Regions from separate parts of the Homo sapiens genome. Here region 2 is linked to region 1. The links are chromatin loops, found by intact Hi-C in ENCODE. Cell type or tissue: heart left ventricle. All regions are shown on one strand. Links, peaks and the distances in the headings refer to the core of each region. The heading gives the core; the rest is flanking DNA.

Region 1 (2,929 bases), core at 274-2,773:
CATTATAGACTCCTAGAATTCTAAAATTGAAATTAATTGTATAGAATTAAAATTTTTATGCTTAATATCTTGCAAAAAGGTTTGGTTTGAAGGCAAAATTAAACATATGTTCCAGACGAAAGAAAATGAAGAAATGTTCCTTTTCCATCAATACCAGATTTTCTCAAGAGTCACTGTGTGTGTGTGTGTGTGTGTGTGAGAGAGAGAGAGAGAGAGAGAGAGAGAGAAAATATACCAAACTTAAGCTTAATTTCTGTTTTGTGTGCTCTGGCACAGAAATTACACATCAGTGACAATACTAATTATTCTTACATGACTTCAGCAAATAATTAAAAAACAAAACGAGAGTGAGACAGAGAGAAAGACAGATGGAGGGAGGGAGAGGTAAGGGTGTTTTACTCTCCCCCATGAATGCAAACCCCCATCCAGAGATGGGTGCTGGTATGAGACAATTCTAATCCATGGCAAAATCACAAGAGAAAAAGACAACACAGGTTTTTCATAAAGCTAGATTTATTTAATTTTAAAGTGCCCGTCCTTTATTCTACATAGAATGATGGAACAGGGTAGGAAGTATTTAAAAATAATCAGGGAACATAAAACTGAGATGAAAACAAGCAGAGAAGTAACTGACCAGGCAAATGCTTGAAGGAAAAGCAGTCAGTTCAGAGGGTCAGTAAACCCCTCACTGGTATGGCTCAGGCAGCATGAACTTAGGTGGTGAAGGGTAGGAACTCATGTCAGAGAGACTGGTTGGGGCTAGACCATATAGTACACCTCGAGAGCCTGAGAGACTTTGGATTTTATTCTTTGTTAGACGGGAAATCAAGAGAGGATTTAGGCGAAGCTTAAGAGTAACTTAATTTGGCTTTTTTTTTTTTTTAAAGGTCCTAGCTACTCCATGAGGAATGGGCTAAAGAGGGTATAAAACGAAAGCAGGAAAATGCATTAGGAGGCCAGTGATAGATAATGATGGCCTAATAGGGTGGTGAGTAGTAGTTGAATAAAGGATATACTCTGAGGCAGAACTAGTAGGAATGGATGGATGGATGATATGAAAGGGTTAAACTATACCCATCTTCTCCCTGAAAGAGAAATTAGGGTACATAAAAATCAATTTCTATAAATTTCAAAGAGGATATGTCAATTATATCGAAATACATTGAAATTACTGGTTACAACGTATGTTAAAAAGTTAATTTGGTAAATAAAAATTTTAATAAACGACAGTCATGTGCAGCATGACATTTCAGTCAATGATGGACCATATATACAACGGTGGTCCCGTAAGATTATAAACAAGCTGAAAAATTCCTATTGCCTAGTGATGCCTTGATAGACCTAAGCAAATACATGAGTGTGTGTATCAGTTTTCAACAAAACAAAAACATCTAAAAAGTAAAAAAACAAAAAAATTCAAATAGAAAAAAGCTAAGTATGAATATAAGGGAAGAAAATATTTTTGTACAGCTGTACGTGTTTAAGTCAAGTATTAAAGAGTCCAAAAGATTTTAAAAAATTAAAAAGGTTATAAAGTAAAAAAGTTACGGTAAGCTAAGGTTAACTCATTATTCGAGAATGAAAATTTTTAAATAAATTTAGTGTAGCCTAAGTGTACAGTGTTTCCAATGTCCACAGTAGTATACTGTAATGTCCTAAGCCTTTACATTCACACACCACTTACTGAATTACCCAGAACAACTTCCAGTTCTGCAAGCTCCGTTTATGATAAGTGCCCTATAAAGGTGTAACCTTTTTAAAAAAATGTTTTGTATCTTATTTTCACTGTACCCTTTCTGTGTTTAGGTATGTTTAAATACACAAATACCAATGTGTTACAACTGCCTACAGAATTCGTATAGCAATATGCTGTACATGTTTATAGCCTAGGAGCAAGAGGTTATATCATCCAGGTTTGTTTAAGTATGGTCCACATTCACAAAAGTGCCTGACGCATTTCTCAGAATGTACTCCCATTGTTATGGCTGTAGTTTAAACTATGGCTGTAGTTTAAAATTAAATCAGACTTCATCTTGGATATACAGCATTAGAATCTTTGGTGTGTACAATTTGTCAGCTTTATTCAAGCAAACAAGTCAAGGGCTTATATATACTTTGTTAAGTGACCACCTTTTTACTTGACACTCACACCAGACTTTCTAAGACAAATTGAGATTTTTTTTTACCAGGAAAGAATATATGCATGTAGCAAAACCAATGTTTCTTAAACCTTTTTTGAACACAGATCTAAAACGTTTAATCAAGACATTTAATCTTTCCTTTGATTTCATAAGAACTAAGCAGCATATTCTAAAAAGTAAACAGAGGTCAGGAATGGTGGCTCATGCCTACAATGCCAGCACTTTGGGAGGCCAAGGCAGGCAGATCACTTGAGGTCAGGAGTTCAAGACCAGCCTGGCCAACAACGTGAAACCCTGTCTCTACTAAAAATACAAAAAATTAGCCAGGCATGGTGGCATGCACCTGTAATCCCAGCTACTCAGGAGGCTGAGGTGGGAGAACTGCTTGAACCCAGGAGGTGGAGGTTGCAGTGAGCCAAGATCATCATGCCACTGCACTCTAGCCTGGCCGACACCACGAGACTACGTCTTAAAATAAAATAAAATTAAATTAAAAATACAGAGATAAGTAAGCTAATCCTCTGTACCAAACCAAATCCCCAAAAGGAATTGGTCTCAGAAAGTAATAAAGAATTAAACTGGAAGACGTAATGGAGCCACTTAAGTTGGCTGGATTTTCCCAGTATATTCCTCCTTCATTATTTAGTTTAGACTAGCTATGAATTCCTAAGGCATGACATTCTCAACATTTAAATACAGTATTTCAAAGCCAAATGTGGTAAATCAGAATAATCACAGAAATTTACCAAAAAAAAAAAAAAAAAAAAACAAACTTCAGATAAAATAAC
Region 2 (2,929 bases), core at 314-2,813, 54 kb before region 1:
CTTTGGAACTTGAAACATAGAGGCCAAGAGGTTTTGGTCCCAGCTTTAGTAGTAAATAATTTGACACAAGGTAAATAATCCTCTTAGTCTATTTTCTGTTGCTATAACTGAATACCTGAGACTGGGTAATTTATAAAGAAACTTATTTCTTACAATTCTAGATGCTGGGAAGTCCAAGAGCATGACAGTAGTATCTGGTCAGGTCCTTGTGTACCCTAACATGGCAGAAGGCAGTTCCATAGCAAGAAAGCAAGAATGCCTATTAACTCAGGCCACTGTACATATAAAGCCACCAGTCCCATCAGGCCCCACACCCTGATGACCTTATTTAATCCTAATTATCTCCCAAAGGCCCCATCTCGAAATGCCATCAAAAATATGAATTTGGGGAATATGTTCTAACACATTAAATTTGGGGGACACTTTTAAACCATAGCAATATTAGTTTCCTCCTTGTCGTACAAAAGGGTTGGTCTAGAAGAGTTTTAGTATTCTAGTATCTAATTCCCATTTTTGTTTTGCCATGCACTTTAGAAAATTGGGTATTGCTATATAACAGTATCTAGTGAAGTTAAAAGGTCTTGAACAGAATCCAAAAACATGGAGAGCCTGTCCTAGCATGATGGCTAACAGGAAGAGTGTTTGTCTTTAGAGAAATGGACCTACGTCGATGCAACACCTAATATAAGCTAGGTTATTTACAAATGCCTTAATTTAACCTTCCCATGAGAAGAAGAGGGAAAAACATTCAGAGATTAGGTAATTTTTGCAAGACTGCACACATATTGTGACAGGGCCAGGGGATTTTATATTTGCATTTTACATAGTATCTTATATTTAAGAAATACTAACTACTCGAAGATAATAAATTACCTAAAACAATTTTTCTACTATACTATGCCACTTCTAAGAAATTTGTTAACAAAAATGAAGTGTAGATAATACAAAAAGCATTTATGAATGGATTTAAAATGTGTTTCTATACTTATATTTAAGTACAGTTAGGCTTAATCAAAATCTCTACTGTGAAACGATTATGAAGGGGACGGTGAGTAGAGGCTGAAGGAACTAATAATTTAATCTGGTCCCCCTGCTTAATTTTACTCTGAATCACATTTGTGTTGAAAATAGCCTCTTCAGATGCTTAGCAAATAGTAGTAGTACTGTTTTATGTGGAACAGAGAGATTAAGTTAGGTTTCTAGTGGCTTGCTAAAAATTCAAGCTAAAATTCAAGGTAGAAGTAAATACAGGGAATAACTAGATGTGCAATAGTTATAAGGCAGAAGGAAATCCTATCCTCTGCAGACTGAAAAGCATCATCGAATATTTCTAATAATACTTTTTTTTTTTTTTGCCTTTTCTTGGACACTTCCAGTGATGGAAAGATATAACTCCTAATGATTTCTGGAACTTTTGAAAAATTATAAACTGGTACTTTATTACTGTAGATTGAAATTTGCCTTGCCATAACAGCTATGTAATGGTCCTTATTCTGTCCTCTGGCGTTATGTAGGATAAAGATATTTTTAAGAATAAAGCCTTACATGAGGCAGAATGGCGTGAACCTGGGAGGTGGAGCTTGCAGTGAGCCGAGATCGCACCACTGCACTCCAGCCTGGGCGACAGAGCAAGACTCCGTCTCAAGAAAAAAAAAAAAAAAAAAAAGGATTAAGCCTTACAAATGACTCTACCTCAGAGGTGAGAAGACAGCCATTATGTCTCTCCTAGGCCTTTTGTTATGCACAACTTCCAGTTTCTTCAGTATTCTCTTTTGATATGATGTAGGAAACTAAGGTTTTACCCTTAGTCCAAAATGCTAAGAATAATAAGTCAAAGTTGGAAAGGATGCCCCACTTTAACATTCGAAAGTCTGAGCTTTTCTTTTCCATGATATTCCAATTTACAAACACTTCTAGGATAATGGATTTTGTTGTTCAATGACAGTGTCATTGCAAATGTAGGGAATTTGGATTCCTAATAGTGATATACAAGTCAACTAATATTCAAATTTTAGACCTATATTAAGTCATTTAGAGTGAACTGAAAAAAATTATACAAAACTTTAGATAAAAAAAGGGAAATCTGGAAATAACTTTTTGAGCAGAGGAGTAACATGACTTGCATTTTTTAAAACTGAGATATAACTCATGCAATAGACAGCATGTTATATTTGAAGAATATTAACCACTTGAAGACAATAAGTTAAAACATTCAAAATAAAAAAACAAACATATCTTTCTCTTAAGAGGGGAAATATTTAACTCAAAGACAGCCCATTTTTCATGCACTGTTACATATGGTAATTAAAACTCCATCTTAAAATAAATGTTCAGTATGTAACAGATTTAAAGGTAGCTTTGAAACATTCTGGCTGCCCCAAATCTTTATTTTTATACATAAGAAGATGAAACTATTTATATCATTCCCTCATGTAATGTTTTCTCATTCAGATGTATAATTTTGAAGAATAAATGTTTAATTTAAAATAGTTTTCTCATTATAAATTAGTATCAAGAGGCCTGATTCTAAAAAGAATCAAGCAGACTCAGCGATTTGTGGACATCATACCACCCTTGAAATTTGAAGTATTCTTCCAAAATGTTTGAAGAATTCATGTATTATCATCAAAATTATCTTCATTATGCACTAGGAAATAGTTTGGCCTGGAAGAAAAAAGCATGTATTGTAAGTTTTAAAAGTAAATTATATGGTCAAAATGTCACTTAGGCCAAAAATAAATGCAAATCACAAAAACATTACATTTCAGGAAACACATACAAATTAGAGACCAGCTCTGATTCATAGTAAAGATTTGTTTTCCTCAGCTAGTGCCTTCAATTATTGTCTAAAAGAACTAACACTTTTGGCATAAAGCCAGTTTTATTTAATCTTCTCTAAGAAAGATGTCAAAACATTTTGGTGGTATGG

Evidence for each region. Hi-C counts contacts between places; a loop is a spot of excess contacts. Peaks named below come from ENCODE experiments on the same cell type or tissue, not always from the same donor. Only the 100,000 strongest peaks of a DNase experiment are listed, where the experiment ranks them.
Region 2: a loop joins it to region 1, with 7 times the contacts of the local background. A loop is called at or near these places in 4 of 110 quality-filtered maps.

The regions. Positions count from the first base shown.
Region 1 is chr12:70,305,854-70,308,782 of GRCh38, reverse strand. All of the region lies in intron 2 of CNOT2 (CCR4-NOT transcription complex subunit 2), which reads right to left. Among named protein-coding and RNA genes, the nearest start is that of KCNMB4, 59 kb to the left of the region's middle. In heart left ventricle, for the core only: no CTCF peak of the experiment used is centred there; no DNase peak of the experiment used is centred there; H3K27ac peaks cover 263 bases.
Region 2 is chr12:70,359,613-70,362,541 of GRCh38, reverse strand. No RefSeq gene overlaps it. Among named protein-coding and RNA genes, the nearest start is that of KCNMB4, 5.2 kb to the left of the region's middle. In heart left ventricle, for the core only: no CTCF peak of the experiment used is centred there; no DNase peak of the experiment used is centred there.